Linked DNA regions of Homo sapiens: all the other regions are linked to region 1. Evidence: chromatin loops called from intact Hi-C (ENCODE). Cell type or tissue: heart left ventricle. All regions are shown on one strand.

Region 1 (5,000 bases):
GCCACCCATTCCTGCTGATTAAGGGGCAGTGTCCTGGCAGCTTCTGATAGATAACTTGGTTGTTTTGTTATAAGGAGCTTTATTTCCTCAGGATGAATTATGAAGATTTTTCTTTTTGTTGTTTCAAAATAGGGCTGTCTTATCTGAGAATGTGTTAATTAAAGTTATCATGTATTACCTTGTTTCTAGTCCTACACATTTGATATGAACAAATTACTGTTTACAAGACAGCTTCCTGTACTTAGAATAGCAGCTGTTGTTACTCCACCAAGAAGAGCTGCCCAGAGGGGCTAGGGCATGAGGAATAGGTTTGGAGACAGGAAGAATAAAGGAATGTTCAGATCTAGCTCGAGGGCAGGCGGGACACTTGTGGTGGGATGGTTGGGTCCACTTCGCTTTCTGTTTTGCCTCCTAACCAATCTGATGTTATCTACTCACGGACCTCCATTTTCCTGGTGCACTCTTTTGGCTGGCCCTCCTGCTAAATCTCTTTGCTGGCTGAACCTTAGCCTTCCCTAGCCACAAGCCAATGAGAAAATCACTACCTCTATCTCACTAGGTTGGAGCGTAGCACTTTGGGAATGGAAGCAACAAGTCCTAACCTCACAGTCAGTCAGGCATTCAACTCAAATACATGATCATTTATTCAGGAGGCATCTGCTGTGTGCAATGGCTTTGGGACAGCACAGAGAGAGATGCAAAGATGGAAACACTGTCTCTACCCCAGTGTAGTTTAGGACCTGTCTTGGGAAGAAAGCAATTGTTTCCAATAACAGTAGTAAGAACAGCAAGAGAGATGCAGTGATGTAGAATGGGAAGGAGATTCAGAGCATTCTTGAGTGAGCTGCTAATTGGAGGGCTGAGGGGATTGTGACTTCATCCTTTGCATCCAGGTGCTGCTGGCGTGTCTGGTGCACAGTGGGTGCTCTGCAGTGTTTGCCAAGCCATTATTGAGAAGGGGTATCCAATGGTGTGCATACCCCTTCGAAAGGGCTTACTAGTCATGTGAGGTGCTACTAGAGAGACAAGTTAAGGTTTTGAATGAGAGATGAGAGTTGGAAGAATATTCTAGTGGAAAAAAAGAATATGAGAAACAGTTCAGAAACATGGAATCCCTGCTCAACTTCCTCTGCTCACTGCCCCCGGCCACTTCATCCAGGGATGTTGAGGACAGATTTCTCTACAGGTAATTGGAAGCAAGACTTACTTGGAGAAAATAGTTTCATTGGTCTCTTGTCTCTGACAGTACTCACAAAGCCTCCTTGCTTGTTTGCTTCCTTCCCTTAATCCCATTCTTTCATTCCGAACCTTTCTACGTCTCCCTTAAGTCCTATTTTCTTTTTCCCTTGTTCTGAGCTCCCATCACCATCTTTATCCCCTGTCAACCAAGGAGACAGGGCACAGGTGCAGTTACCAGGTCACCAAGCTAAACAAAGGGCTTTAGAGTTGGTCTTTTTTGTGACTGTCCTGCCTCCCTCTAGGTATTTATCTCTTTTCTGTGGGTAGCATAACAGAAGCTCAGAGAGTTGATGTGCCTGCAGCATGACATAAGTGGAAGTCACAAACATTCATTTTCCACTTCTTTATTTTGCCTTCTGAGTCATGGTGCCTCTGCATAATTTAAACCTTTTCTCTCCCCACTGCCTTAACCCCTGAAAATCTGCAACAAGTTCACATGCATCCTTAATTCTCCACTCTAGAATTTCAAATGGAAGTTTTAAACAATGTTTTGGCTTCTTGTGAAATCTGAGAATCCAGTGTATGTCCTTGGTCTTACAATAAAAGGCTGGTAAAAGTCCTTTTTTTTTTTTTAACTTCCTCTTTCTCTACTCTATTGTCCAGTTTTGGCTTTCCTATTTTCCCTCATCTTTGTAAAATTGCCTTCCAGATGTCTCTTCAAATGACTTGACAGCAGCCCTGTTATCTTCTAAGAGCCTAAAAGCACTTTGGCTGCTTTAGAAAAATGTGTTTGTTTTTTCTTCTTATTAGGCAGCATCTGAAGTCTCTCTGAAAACACAAGAAAAGAATATACAGAGAACCTCCCAGAAACTGCAAGTCCCATGGAAATTAAGGCCATTAGTGTTTTGTATAATAAACAGTCACCTTTGCATTTAAAATGGACTATTTTGTTTTGGATATAGGTGGAGTAGGATATAAATGTATACTTCCTTGCTTCTTAGTTTATCATAGGAATCTAAGAAAAGAACTAAGGATAAGAGAAAAGGAGGAAAAAAAGACAGCTCTGCTGCTTTTATCTCAGGTTATTTCAGAAAAAACAAAATGATAACCCTGCAAAATTCTCAGCACTCTTCACTTTGGTTCCACCGCTTTCAGTGGGTGACTTGTCTGGAAAGGAATCTCTTTTAGCCTTCCTGGCTAATGAGCCATGGCAGATAATGCCACAAGGTGTCACTATTGCTAAAATCGCTCTCCACCTACAGGATCGATTGCGGTTATGGTTATGTGAATGTGAATTAGATTTCACTTTTGTTTCTAAATAGGCTCCCTGGGAGAGGTACTTTTTGACTGGCAGTGTTCGCTGCCTCCTTCACTCCAAACAAACAAACTATGGCTTTGGCTAAATTATCTAGTGAAGCTCAGATTTCTAATATAGAATTGAGTAGGAGATAATTTCTGTCTTTCCGGGTAGAAAACCTTGGTATAGCTGAGTTTCAGATGCAGCACTTAGTAGGTACGCAACAAAAGTTAGCTCCCCTAACTTAAAAGCGAGGAATGGAGTTGGAAAGTGTGCATGGGGAAGAGGGTGGTAACTTTTTGAGGCCCCTTTCTTTCTTTTTCTTTTTTTTTAAATTGGATTTCAAAGCTGCAAAAATATCAAACACAGAGGTCTGGTTGTTGTTAACAGCTATGCCATAAAAAAATGTTTAGGAAAAGCTAAATACTATAGCTTCCTCTTACATAATCACCGTATTAAAGTCTCTAAGAGGTCCTGCTATAAAGAAATCTACTTAATTTTCTTTACAGTTTCTCAAGTTTCTTTGAGCAAAGAACATATGTGTATATATATGTGTGTATATACACATACACACACATTTGTGTGCATATACATGTGTAATATATTTATATATGTGTGTGTGTGTATAATTATTATTAACATCTAAATTGAAAAACTTTAGTCTTGTTTAATTTTTGATGTACGTATGAGAAAATAGAAACCTAGACAGTAAGGTTTGGTTCACAAAACACATGTCTTATTTTAGAACCACTACTGTGTTAGAACTGGCTTGTACCAGCTCACAAGAGCCAGCTATGCTCTTCTCTTCCCAATTCTGTGTTTGATGATGTCAGGTTGATAGCTTGAAATCAGCCACTGTGGGAATATTTACACCACAGAAATCAGCAAACACTACAAACCATTTTTTCTTTTTTTCAAGAGAGTAGGTTTACCAGTATGCTACTGTTAGAATCTAGCTGTTCAGATTCCCAATACTACATTCCTGTGATTTTTCAGTTTCTAAGGCACTTTGAAAATAGTTTGGCAAAGAAATGACAAAAACTCCTACTACTGTTCTACTATATGTAAACATGTGTGTGGGGGGTATAATATATATGATGCCTATATATCATCTATAATATATGTCATTGCAGGGAGAAGCAGAATATTTCCCTCATATACTAGGAGATATTTCCATTTTCCAGCTGGGTTCTAACTGGCCAGACCACAGTCAGTCAAATTTTAAGATGGAGAAGGAATGTTTGCTAACTCTTCAGTATCTCTTTTAGCTCAACTCTGATTTCTGGGTAGCTTCAGGGGCCAGATCAAATCAGTGGCTCTATCCATCCCACAGCTGGCTTAAGATGGCTTATTTTATAGACCCATGGAAGGCAGGGGTTCAGTGACTTCCAGGTGTTTCCCATCTGTTCTAAAAATAACTTTTTCTTTCTTGAACCCATCTGTCTATCTACTCTATCTATCTATCTATCTATCTATCTATCTATCTATCTATCTATCTATGTATCTATCATCTATCTATCTATCTATCTATCTATCTATCTATCTATCTATCTAGTTTATCATAGGAATCCAAGAAGAGGTATCCAATGGTATGGCTTTAACCAGATAGACCAATCACTAGACTATATATATATATATATACACACACACACACACATATATATATATTCAATATATTAACTCCTCATCACTGATATATATTAATCAATATATATCCCTCACTGGAATACCTGCTCCATGCCAAACACTACATTAGCTATTTCTCATCCCCAGTTTAAGTCTTATAGAGAAAACTGAAGTACAATGAAGTTGAATAACATTTCCCCAGTCACACCACTCACAACCGTCTGCCAGACTTTAAATGCTATGACCCTTCCCTTGAGCCATTTAGCCTTCCTTCTGTATAGAGAAAGAGGGGCAGAAATGATCTGCCTGGCAAGGATATTCTTGGACAAGAAAATATACCAGAACCAAGGAAGAAACCACTCTTTTGGAGAGGCTTCTATCAACTCTCTAAACTCACATTTCCCTAAAATAGGAGGTTGGAAATGGAGAAGTTCCATGCCTTGTGGGGGAATATTACAAAAATATGTTGGGAGACATAGAGAGATTGCTGCAGTTGATTGTTGGGTTCCGGACAGAGAAAATCTAGAGAAAACTAGAAGGTTAAAGTAGTTTTTGCAAACAAGTTTGGGTGTTAAGCCAGAATGACAAGCTTCTTCATGCTTCTTGGGAAATGGCTTCAAATCATTCATCAGTGTTTCAGTCATGACAACATTAACAAAGGCTCTGTAATTTGCAGTGCGATTGCAAACAGAAAACATAAAAAGCACATAACCTGTGGGCTGTGGCATTGGCCCTATCCCGTGGGGCTACTGGGTTGTTTGTGGGTGCTGTGGAGGCTCAGTGCCCAGGTATAAGAGAGTTGGAGACACTGGTCTGTCCTTTGCTTATGCCTCCAGCTCCACTCTTAGTGGCAGTGGTTATGAGAACCCAGAATTGCAATAAGACCAGCTAGGAATCC
Region 2 (5,000 bases), 140 kb before region 1:
ACAGTAAGTCCAGAAGTAGACCTCTTCATGTACAGAAATAAGATATATAACTGAGGTGGAGTTTTATAAATTTTACAGTGATAGTTATTTATCCATAGAGGAGAAAAGAAAATAGAATTCATTCTTATATACAAAAAAGATTTCTGGATAAATTAAATATATTAGGAAAGATAAAACTTTACAAGTAAGAAAAAAATTTAAATGAATACCTTTATTATTTCAGAGTAGAAAGGTTTCTTAAACAAAATACATAAAGGATTAACTAAATGAGAAAAGTTTGATAAGTTAAACAGCAGATCTAAGCTCTTTAGCTGGAATTCCAAAATCCATAAGGCCATGAGATGTGAAAGTTTGTTTTTATATGCAACCTCGTTTGGTGGCAAAAACAGACAACATAAGGCTATTCATAGTGTTTATTTATAGCAGATGTAAATGTTCACCCATTGTGCCCTGGGATATATTGATGAGTTTGACTACTGAATTCTCTCTAGACTCTGTTGGGAATAATCATAATATATAAGATATGCCCTATATAATCTTTCTGAAATTGATAAAAACAATCTGAATCTGAAATACATCTGGTCCTGAGGTTTTTTAATAATGGATATGGACCTGAATATTAACATTAAGAATGAGAAACACATGCATTGTTATGTATATGTTAGCTGGATTTAGCCATTCTACAATGTACACATACTTCAAAACATTGTTTTGTATATGATAAATATAGAGAATTTTTATTTGTGAATTAAAAATAAATTTAAAAAGAGAAACATATTTCAGAATAATTGGTGATAAGGAGGTAAGAGAAGATATTAGAGGACTGCACAGGTACTTTGGTATATAGGGTAGGTAATATTTAGGTAAATGGGGTAGGGGGTCATGATTTTACTTTGTTTCAACACCTTCCATGTATGTTACATGTATGAAGTGTGTTATATATTACATAATACGTAAGTGCAATAACTCAGAAACAGTGAAATATCACATGTTCTCATAGTTGGGAGCTAAATATGTGTACACGTGGACAGGTTGTGGAGTAATAGACATTGGAGACTCTCAAGGGTGGGAGGAGGGAGGATCCTGAGGGAAGAAAAATTACCTAGTGGGTACAATGTACATTATCCAGGTGATGGTTACACTAAAAGCTCAGACTTCACTACTACACAATATATCCACGTAACTACACCAGAAAATTCAAATTATCTATAAATATCACATGAAGAAATGATTAAATATATTATGAAAATATGTCTGGAAGTTTTGTGTTACTTGAATAAAATGCTTCATTCAGAGAAATGATCTGACATTTCTGTGGTCACTACCAGCTCAAAAGAAAGTAATACTCTGTCGGTAGGTGTCTGAGTTTATTAAACCTATTTTGCCACTCAGTTGATATAAAGATATTTTTAGTAGATTGTAAACAAGAAAATCATGCATTGTTAGCTAAGTTGCCTCACATATTAATTTGCTCAAACTTTGATATTTGGTTTCATGCATTCTGTTTCTATGAACATCTTTTTGTTTTTATATTTTCAATAACTAAGGAATTTTAAGAGCATTATTTTAAATATATATACTTGTCACATTAAATATCTTGAGTTTTTATGTATATATACAAAGTTTTATTCCTTTTGTTCTAGTTGTTGGATGGAACACTAACTGTATTATTGTATCAAATAAATATCTCTTGTGGACCATAAAATAAAATGCAGATTGAGAATGTTTTAATTCTTTATTCTTTTTCATTTTTTAAAACAGATGATTTTTCTTCTCACAAAATTGATGTCATGGCTCTTGTCTTAAGCTACTTTTAAAAAAAATTGACCTGGTGCAATGTTCGTCCATGTGCACTAGAAATCCTAAACAAGAATATCAACTGTCCTTATTCTTAAACGTTAAAATGGTGGATGCTTAATGGATGGGTTGTCTTCGTATTATAAACAATGTGAATTGACCAGTTGAAAACAACTCGTCACTGCGAAGGTTTTGATTTATCTCTCCTCTTTTCAGATATGGGCTAATTATTCCATAGATAACCTCATCTCTTTCAAAGCAGGAGCCTGACTATTACGCCTCTTGTGTTGTGAATTTAATGCCATGGTAAAGAACACCCACTGCAAACCACAAAACAGCATTGAGTCGGAGAGAGAGAAAAGCTGCCAAAGCAGTTAATGTGATCTGGTTTGACAACCTTGGTTCCTGAATCAGGCATTCTTCCACAGGGTTTGGGCACTTAGGCTGTGAGCGGGAGGTGTTTAAACAGACAGCATCTGCCTCAGCAGCCAGCCTTCCTGCTGGCTCTCAACAGGAAGGGCATTCATCTCCTTCACATGTCTTGTGCATTAATTTAGCAAAACAGTCGTCCTGCTGGTAAGCCAAAGTAATCAGAACACACAGGAGATGAGACTTCAAAAAGAATCTGGAGCCATTTGAACAACTCTAGGACTGTCATTGGCATGCTTTGGGGCATATGTACTCAAAATGTGTAGACACCTCTTTGGAATCGGATTTTTGCCCAGATCATCAGGGATTACACTTATCTGAGGAATCTCCAGCCCCCTGGCTGAAATGCAGAGGAGAATTGCCCATAACGTGCCCTCAGGGCATAGGAGATTCCACAAGATGGGGATATTCTCAAAGGAAAGTAGAGTAGCCCTCCTAAAGGGACATTGATAAGCCTTTACCTTGCAGCGACTACTATCATTTTTTTTCTCCTTTCCTGCAAGAGAAGAGATCACACAGCAGATGATCTTGAACTTATTTACAGACTTATTGTAGAAAATAAAGCATTATTAAGATTAAATCTAACACTCTATGCAGGTTTTCTTCAAAAGGGTCAAAATATTCTCTATAATTTGCAATAGTCTGCTTTGTAAAAAAAAAAAGTACAGTTAAATATTTTGTTTCTTTTTAAAAATTAATAAACTGTTGAAAATTAGAAGTAAATACTAGTCACCATGAAAGAAGAACTAATATTTTTTTAACCTCCTAATCATCAGCTAGTATGTTCTCTAGACTCTAGAGATTTTAAGGAACTTAATTTATATCTACATGATTTTACATTATTACTTTATGTATGCTTCTATGGAGTTTTCTTTATTTATTAAAATATCATATAATCCTTGAAATATTTAAGGGCCACATCAGTAGAGCTCCAGACTCTCCAAGTTCAAATCCCAGAGGCTTTGCTTACTAAACTATATGACCTTGATCAAATTGCTTAAAGTTTTTTTGGTATTTTTCATCTTTAAAATAGTATATTATAAATAGCTATTTGATTTCATGTGATCGTCATGGGAATTAAATGGGCTAAACCATATAAAATGCTTAGAACTATTGAACTGGTACATAACTAGGTCCTCAGTATTCATTAGCTATTATTTTTATCTCCTCCTCAGTTCAGCACTTAAAAATTCTTACTCTCCTTTCACAATACCACACTTTTTTTTTAAATGAAATATGGCTCTGTAGAAAAGTTTTGCAATAGGAAACTTAAGCCAATTTTTAAAAAACCTAGCTTTAAAATAACCAGTGAAATGAAGCCGGTAAACAAATGATACTATTAAAATTTCCTTTTTATCACTTTAATTATCAGGAAAGGCTTCCATTTTTGCTTACATGGATTTTGAAAAACAACAAGTTTCTATGTAGAATCATAAGATATTAACCGAGTAACTTGTATTTTATTCTGATCTAGTGAGGTAGGTAAAGTTTTACTCCCTACCCAAGCCCACTTTAAATAGAGTAGCTTCAATTTTATGCATTTTTAATAGTTGAGCTCCTGTGAAATTTGCATTTGAATGAAAGGTATCTCATCAACTAGAATAACTAAAAATTTTGAAAACTTCATATTTAGTCCACACATCTCATTTAATAGATGAGAAAACTGAGGAGCTGAGAAATGATATAACTTGTTGACTGGATGGGATGTGCCCTCCCTAGAAGGCATGGGAAAAAGAATCAACTGAAAACAATTTGTAGATATTTTCTGTTCTTTATCTTGAATATGTAAAAAATTCCAAGCTATAAGCACTTTTATTATTATTATTATTTTACAATATCTCACTCGATAGCTACAAAACATAAATATGGAGAGTCAATGTGTTAAGTTAAACACGTAAATTATGAAACAGAATTTCTGTTCATTTTGTTAAACAATTGAGTACTTATAGAGTATAGGATTTTTACAATTATTATTATACTTTAAGTTCTAGGGTACATGTGCACAACGTGCAGGTTTGTTACATAGGTATATGTGTGCCATGTTGGTTTGGTGCACCCATCAACTCATCATTTACATTAGGTATTTCTCCTAATGCTATCCTTCCCCCAGCCCCCTACCCCCTGACAGGCCCAAGTGTGTGATGTTCCCTGCCCTGTGTCCATGTGTTCTCGTTTTTCAACTCCCAACTATGAGTGAGAACATGCGGTATTTGGTTTTCTGTCCTTGTGATAGTTTGCTTCGAATGGTTTCCAGCTTCATCCGTGTCGCTACAAAGGACATGAACTCATCCTTTTTATGGCTGCATAGTATTCCATGGTGTATATGTGCCACATTTTCTTAATCCAGTCTATCATTGATGGACATTTGGGTTGGTTCCAAGTCTTTGCTATTGTGAATAGTGCCACAATAAATATACGTGTGCATGTGACTTTATAGTAGCATGATTTATAATCCTTTGGGTATATACCCAGTAATAGGATTGCTGGGTCTAATGGTATTTCTAGTTCTAGATCCTTGAGGAATTGCCACCCTGTCTTCCACAATGGTTGAACGAATTTACACTCCCATCAACAGTGTAAAAGCATTTCTGTTTCTCCATGTCCTCTCTAGCATTTGTTGTTGCCTGACTTTTTGATGATTGCCGTTCTAACTAGCGTGAGATGGTATCTAATTGTGTTTTTGATTTGCATTTCTCTGATGACCAGTGATGATGAGCATTTTTTCATGTGTCTGTTGGCTGCATAATGTCTTCTTTTGAGAATGTCTGTTCATA
Region 3 (5,000 bases), 470 kb after region 1:
GGAATTATATTTAGTACAGAGTCAAATATTTAAACACATTTGAGGTTATTAACATGCCTTACCTGGAGTGACAGAAGACAGAAATGGAAGTGATGAAGAAGTAGGAGAAGAGGGAAAATTGTCTATGATACAATTATATGTAAAATTATTAATATGTGTATATGAGTGGGTGAATGCCCAAGAATTGCACTGAAAGATGCAGTGAAATGTTAGTGGCAGTTATTTAGGAATAGTGAAATTACAGGTGATCTTAATTTTAATATATGTTTATGTATCATTAAACTATTTTAATGGAGAGGTGTATTATTTATTTAATGCTGAATAAAATAAAGCTGTTTTCATGTAAGAAAAATACATTTTAAATACACTTGTTTAAAAAAACATACAACAAAGCACACACAAATAAAATAACTTTGATATCAGAAATAACAAGGTAATATTGGAGGATTAGGGTGGTTAAGGTTGGGGGAGAAATATTCTTCAAATCAAAGAAACAAGGTTGTGCAACCAAAGATTAAAAATTAGCAAATAATAGCAACAAAAATTTTTAAAAAGTAAAACCCAATAGCAAATAAGCATAGGGGAACACACTGGTAATAATATAAATGTAAATTAAACCACAATAAAATACCATCTCATTCTCCTAGACTGGCAAATAAAATAAAGTTGAATAATACTAAGTGTCGATGACATTGTGGAATAATACAAACTGTCTTATAAATGAATAGAGGAAGTGTAAATTGAAGAATGACTTGGGGATATCTGATAAATTTGAAGACACTTTTTTTATCTACTGTTAGGGACTCTTTCACACATTGCACAAGAAGACATGTACACAAATGTTCATTGCAGCACTGTTTGTAATAGAAACAGATTGTAAACAACCTAAATGCTCTTCAACTGAAGGATGGATAAATAATTTCCACTACTCTCATCTATATAATAGCTGTATCAACATAGATATATCTCACAAAATTTAAATTAAATGAAAATCAACTTGAAGGAAACAATGAGTATGAGACCATTTATTATAAAACAGACAGGATAAAAACTTTCATGGCAAGCTAAATACCAAATTCTGGAGAATGATTGAAAAAGGATAAATAGAAATGTGATCAGGATGATACATGTAGGGATTTCCAGCAATGATTTCTTCTGAAAAATAACAAGGATCAAAGCAATATGACAAAATGTTATGATCGACAAACCTGAGGGAAGAATGTATGTGGTGATAGATAGATAGATAGATAGATAGATAGATAGATAGATAGATAGATAGATAGATAGATAATAGATGAATGCAGCACAAATTTTTCATAATGTAAAAAAAGGTGAAATGTTATGCAAATATATCTTCCCAACTTCTACTAATAATAATTCTTCAATAGAAATGTATCTAAAATTATCTGTTACATATTGAGTAATAAAGCCTCACCTTATTTTACTGATTTAGGATAATCTATTACTAAGCTGTCAAAGTTCTATTTGGGGTAATTTGTTTGATCAAATTTTCATGAGGACCAGAACTTTTAGACTGGATCTATACCCAAGAATTGATCAAACGGTGGAACCAGTCATGCTAACTCTCTTAAAGATCAATACAGATCACTACAATATTGATTGGTCTACAAGGCCAGATATGGATTGTGACGCTCCAGGAAAGGATTGGCTGTACCTAATTCTATAGCCAGTATAGAAGTGGCCCAGGGAAAGTGAAACAGCAAAAGGCTTCCAATGTATCAGATGAATTAAACTAATTTAGAATTCTACCCTTCAACTTTGCTTTGGTTATCAGTTCTCAACTTTACTTCCTGGAAAGGGGCTCAGAAATGACTACATTATTTCTGAAGATTTCCTGTACCCATTTTCCAAAGAGCTGTTTTCAATATTTTGACAAAACAATAGTGGGGCTAGGGCTCCCCCTATGCCAAATTAAAAGTCAGAATGTAAAATCCAGAGAAGGAAAACTGGTAAACTCAGATTGCTGCATGAGAAGAGACAAGATTGTAATATATTGAAATTTGTTGAAATTTTATAAATTATAATATTATTATCTAATATACATCTTCCTGAAATGTGAAATAATGAATGGATGCCTTTAAATACCATGTGGCATATGAAATGTTGATTTATTTTCATATGATTATGATTCATTACTAGAGTTGGAACCCATCAAAAGCATAACTGTGATATACTAATGGGAAGACTCTGCATTTGTGGGCATTTAAAATGCAGTAGGCAAATGTATTATTCAGGTGTCTTTTATTATCTCTAAGCCAGTTTCCACATTGACACATGGAATTGTGGGATGTAGTCATTGGTAGTCAGCTAAGATGAGTGAAATAATATAATCTGGGTACTCAATGTAGCCGAATTCTGAATATTCAGCAAAGCAAATGACTCTAATCGTCTGCTTACAAGTAATGCCATTGGACTCATGTGGAGTTATATATAATATCTGCTGCTAGATACAAAGTGTTGGAGGAAGCCCTCAGAATTACGAAGGCAAAATTCTATTTGAAAACTTTTTGTTTCTCCTAAGTAAGGGAAAGATGCCGATTATTTCTATAGAACTCTCAGCATCTAAGCCACGACACAGCAGCGTGGGAGAGGTGATCTGATGACGCTTGCCAGGGAAAAGATGTAGATCACATTATTCATGGATACCACCTGCTGGTAGCCATGCGGCGTTGCTACACAGAGAAGGGCACAGAGGGGAAATACACAAAGAAACAGAAAAGCCAGAGTACATGGAATAGAGAAATACAGTATTTAGAAATGAGTGAATGAAAACGAGTAGACTTGAGAGCAAGCTGATGACATCTCATTCTTCCAAGAACTTTGCTAACACATTTCTTATTTTGATTTTGAAATGTCTGTGGTAGTAGTGACATGAAGCAATTAGCTCCACTTTATAAGTTTGAAGCAAATAATAATTGCACATAAATCCAAGCTTTATAAGCAGAAGGGGTACAATTTTGCCCCAACCCGAGCGGAAATTTGGCTTTGTCTGGAGACATTTTTAGTTGTCACAACTGGGGAGGTGCTACTGACATCTAGTGGGTAGAGACCAGGGGTGCTGCTAAACATCCTACAGTGTACAGTACAGCCTTCATCATGAAGTACAGTATGGCCCAAAATGAAAATCGTGTCAAACCTGAGAAATGCTGGCCTAAAGGAAACAATTCAAAGCTAAAAATACACAATACTAAAGTTAAGCTACAACACTTATACCTTCTGGCACTTATTTATTTGATAAAGGGTTATGTAATCCTTACTATATGTTCATTGCTCTTCTAAGAGCTTTAAAAACATTAACACATGTGATTCTCGTAACAGCTCTAAGAGGTCTATATTATTAATAGGCCCATTTTTAAAATGGTGAACAAAGAGGTTAAATAGCTTAGGCAAGATGTCAAAACTAGCAAGTGGAGAAGCTGTAATTTGAACCCAGGAAAACTAGCTCCATGGCTTATTCCATAAACTATGAAACTATACAATTTGCCTTTTAGTATACCTATTCTTTTAATCCAGGGAAATATCCAAAGTAGGATTGACATTTCAATAATTTCCTTGCCCATATTGGTGTCTTCTGCCAGAAATCCAGGAAGTCAACGTATTGCCAATCACTGCTTGCCTTGGTCTCCCTGTTTCAAGTGGCTAGATTAGCGTAGTGGGGAAAAATAAACCTGTTTTGGAATTCAGATGATTTGAGTACAAACTCTACCCTTCCCCTTTAACTCTGTGGTTTTCACCAACTTTTTGAGCTTAAAGTTTCCTTCTTGTAAAAAAGTTATTAGTACTTGTAGACTTGTTACAAGGAATGAAAATAAGGCACGAGGCATGCCTAGCACATAGAAGGCATTAAAAGCCATAATAGCCAATAAAAATGGCCACCATTATTATTATATTTAATAGACTGGAATTTCTTACCAGTATCCAACTGGGTCCACATTTCCTTTTCCTTGTATTTCTCTACCTCACTGCCCACTGAAGTCTGAATAGCTAGCTCTAAAAGATCCTTCCCCTTCCAGTCTGCCCTGGTAAATGAAATTCATTCTTCCATTTATCTGTGAAATGAGTAAGTCACCAGAATAGTATATATAGAAATATATCTTTTTGTGGTTGTGGTTTGGGTCTCTTGAAAAAATATTTTCCTATTCACCTTGTTGCTATGTTGATGCCTTTATCTTATCAGTTCAGATGTAAATTCCTGTCTTCCTGTCTCCTATATTAAGCTTTTATCTAAAGCAAGGCAATTTCCTGGTCTCAGATAGAATAACATTGTAAATGATTTGATTTGTGTTTACAACATCAAATTTAGCTCATTAGATTGCCAGTAGTAGAAGACCAACTCATGTTACCTTGGAAAGAAAAGTGGATTATGTATTAATTCACACCAATGGGAAGTTTGGAAATCCAGTCAGGCTCTGGGGTTTGAAGCATGGCTAGATAGAGGACATTGCCTCTCTGGCCACCTCTCAGAAACCTCTGTCCCCTGCAGCTTTCTTTTTGACTACTTCAGAATAGACAAGATGATCAGTGGTTACCCCAGCAAATCCAAACACCTATGTCACCCTTACTCAGCTCTTCTTTTTTTATACATATCATGGCACCTACAATGGCTAGATTAATAAAGGAAAACCTACAATACAGAGACCAAGATTATGAAGAGGGTCTTTTGTAATGTAGCCCAGGATGGACTAGGAGTCATTCTTTTAACATAAGAGGACACAAGAGAATAACTTCTTAGGGGAACATAAATTTATAAATGCTGTATTACCAGCTCTTTTATTGATCAACATAGTGAATTTATAAATATTCTAGAATAAATTTAAAAATTAATAAAAATCATCTTTTGCAATAATAAAAGAACACTGGTTTTTCAGATTCTCTACTTCAAGATAATGCCATCCTGGGAGCTTCTACTCCTCCCTATTTTACTTTCAAGATCCTACTCTTGTATTCAATAACAGAATTAGAAGTGACTAATCATGACT

What was found. Hi-C counts contacts between places; a loop is a spot of excess contacts. Peaks named below come from ENCODE experiments on the same cell type or tissue, not always from the same donor. Only the 100,000 strongest peaks of a DNase experiment are listed, where the experiment ranks them.
Region 2: a loop joins it to region 1, with 4 times the contacts of the local background. A loop is called at or near these places in 16 of 110 quality-filtered maps.
Region 3: a loop joins it to region 1, with 3 times the contacts of the local background. A loop is called at or near these places in 12 of 110 quality-filtered maps.

Annotation. Positions count from the first base shown.
Region 1 is chr7:94,085,355-94,090,354 of GRCh38, reverse strand. It overlaps LOC124901812 (a long non-coding RNA gene), which reads left to right and starts at 554. Exons shown (of 2, transcript XR_007060642.1): 1 at 554-1,186; 2 at 1,990-2,117. In heart left ventricle, CTCF peaks have their summits at 2,212 and 2,411 (motif pointing right); no DNase peak of the experiment used is centred here; H3K4me3 peaks cover 422 bases.
Region 2 is chr7:94,221,173-94,226,172 of GRCh38, reverse strand. No RefSeq gene overlaps it. Among named protein-coding and RNA genes, the nearest start is that of COL1A2-AS1, 170 kb to the left of the region's middle. RefSeq lists an enhancer at 1,872-2,777. In heart left ventricle, a CTCF peak has its summit at 2,612; no DNase peak of the experiment used is centred here.
Region 3 is chr7:93,620,255-93,625,254 of GRCh38, reverse strand. No RefSeq gene overlaps it. Among named protein-coding and RNA genes, the nearest start is that of CALCR, 48 kb to the right of the region's middle. In heart left ventricle, CTCF peaks have their summits at 2,689 (motif pointing left) and 3,041 (motif pointing left); no DNase peak of the experiment used is centred here.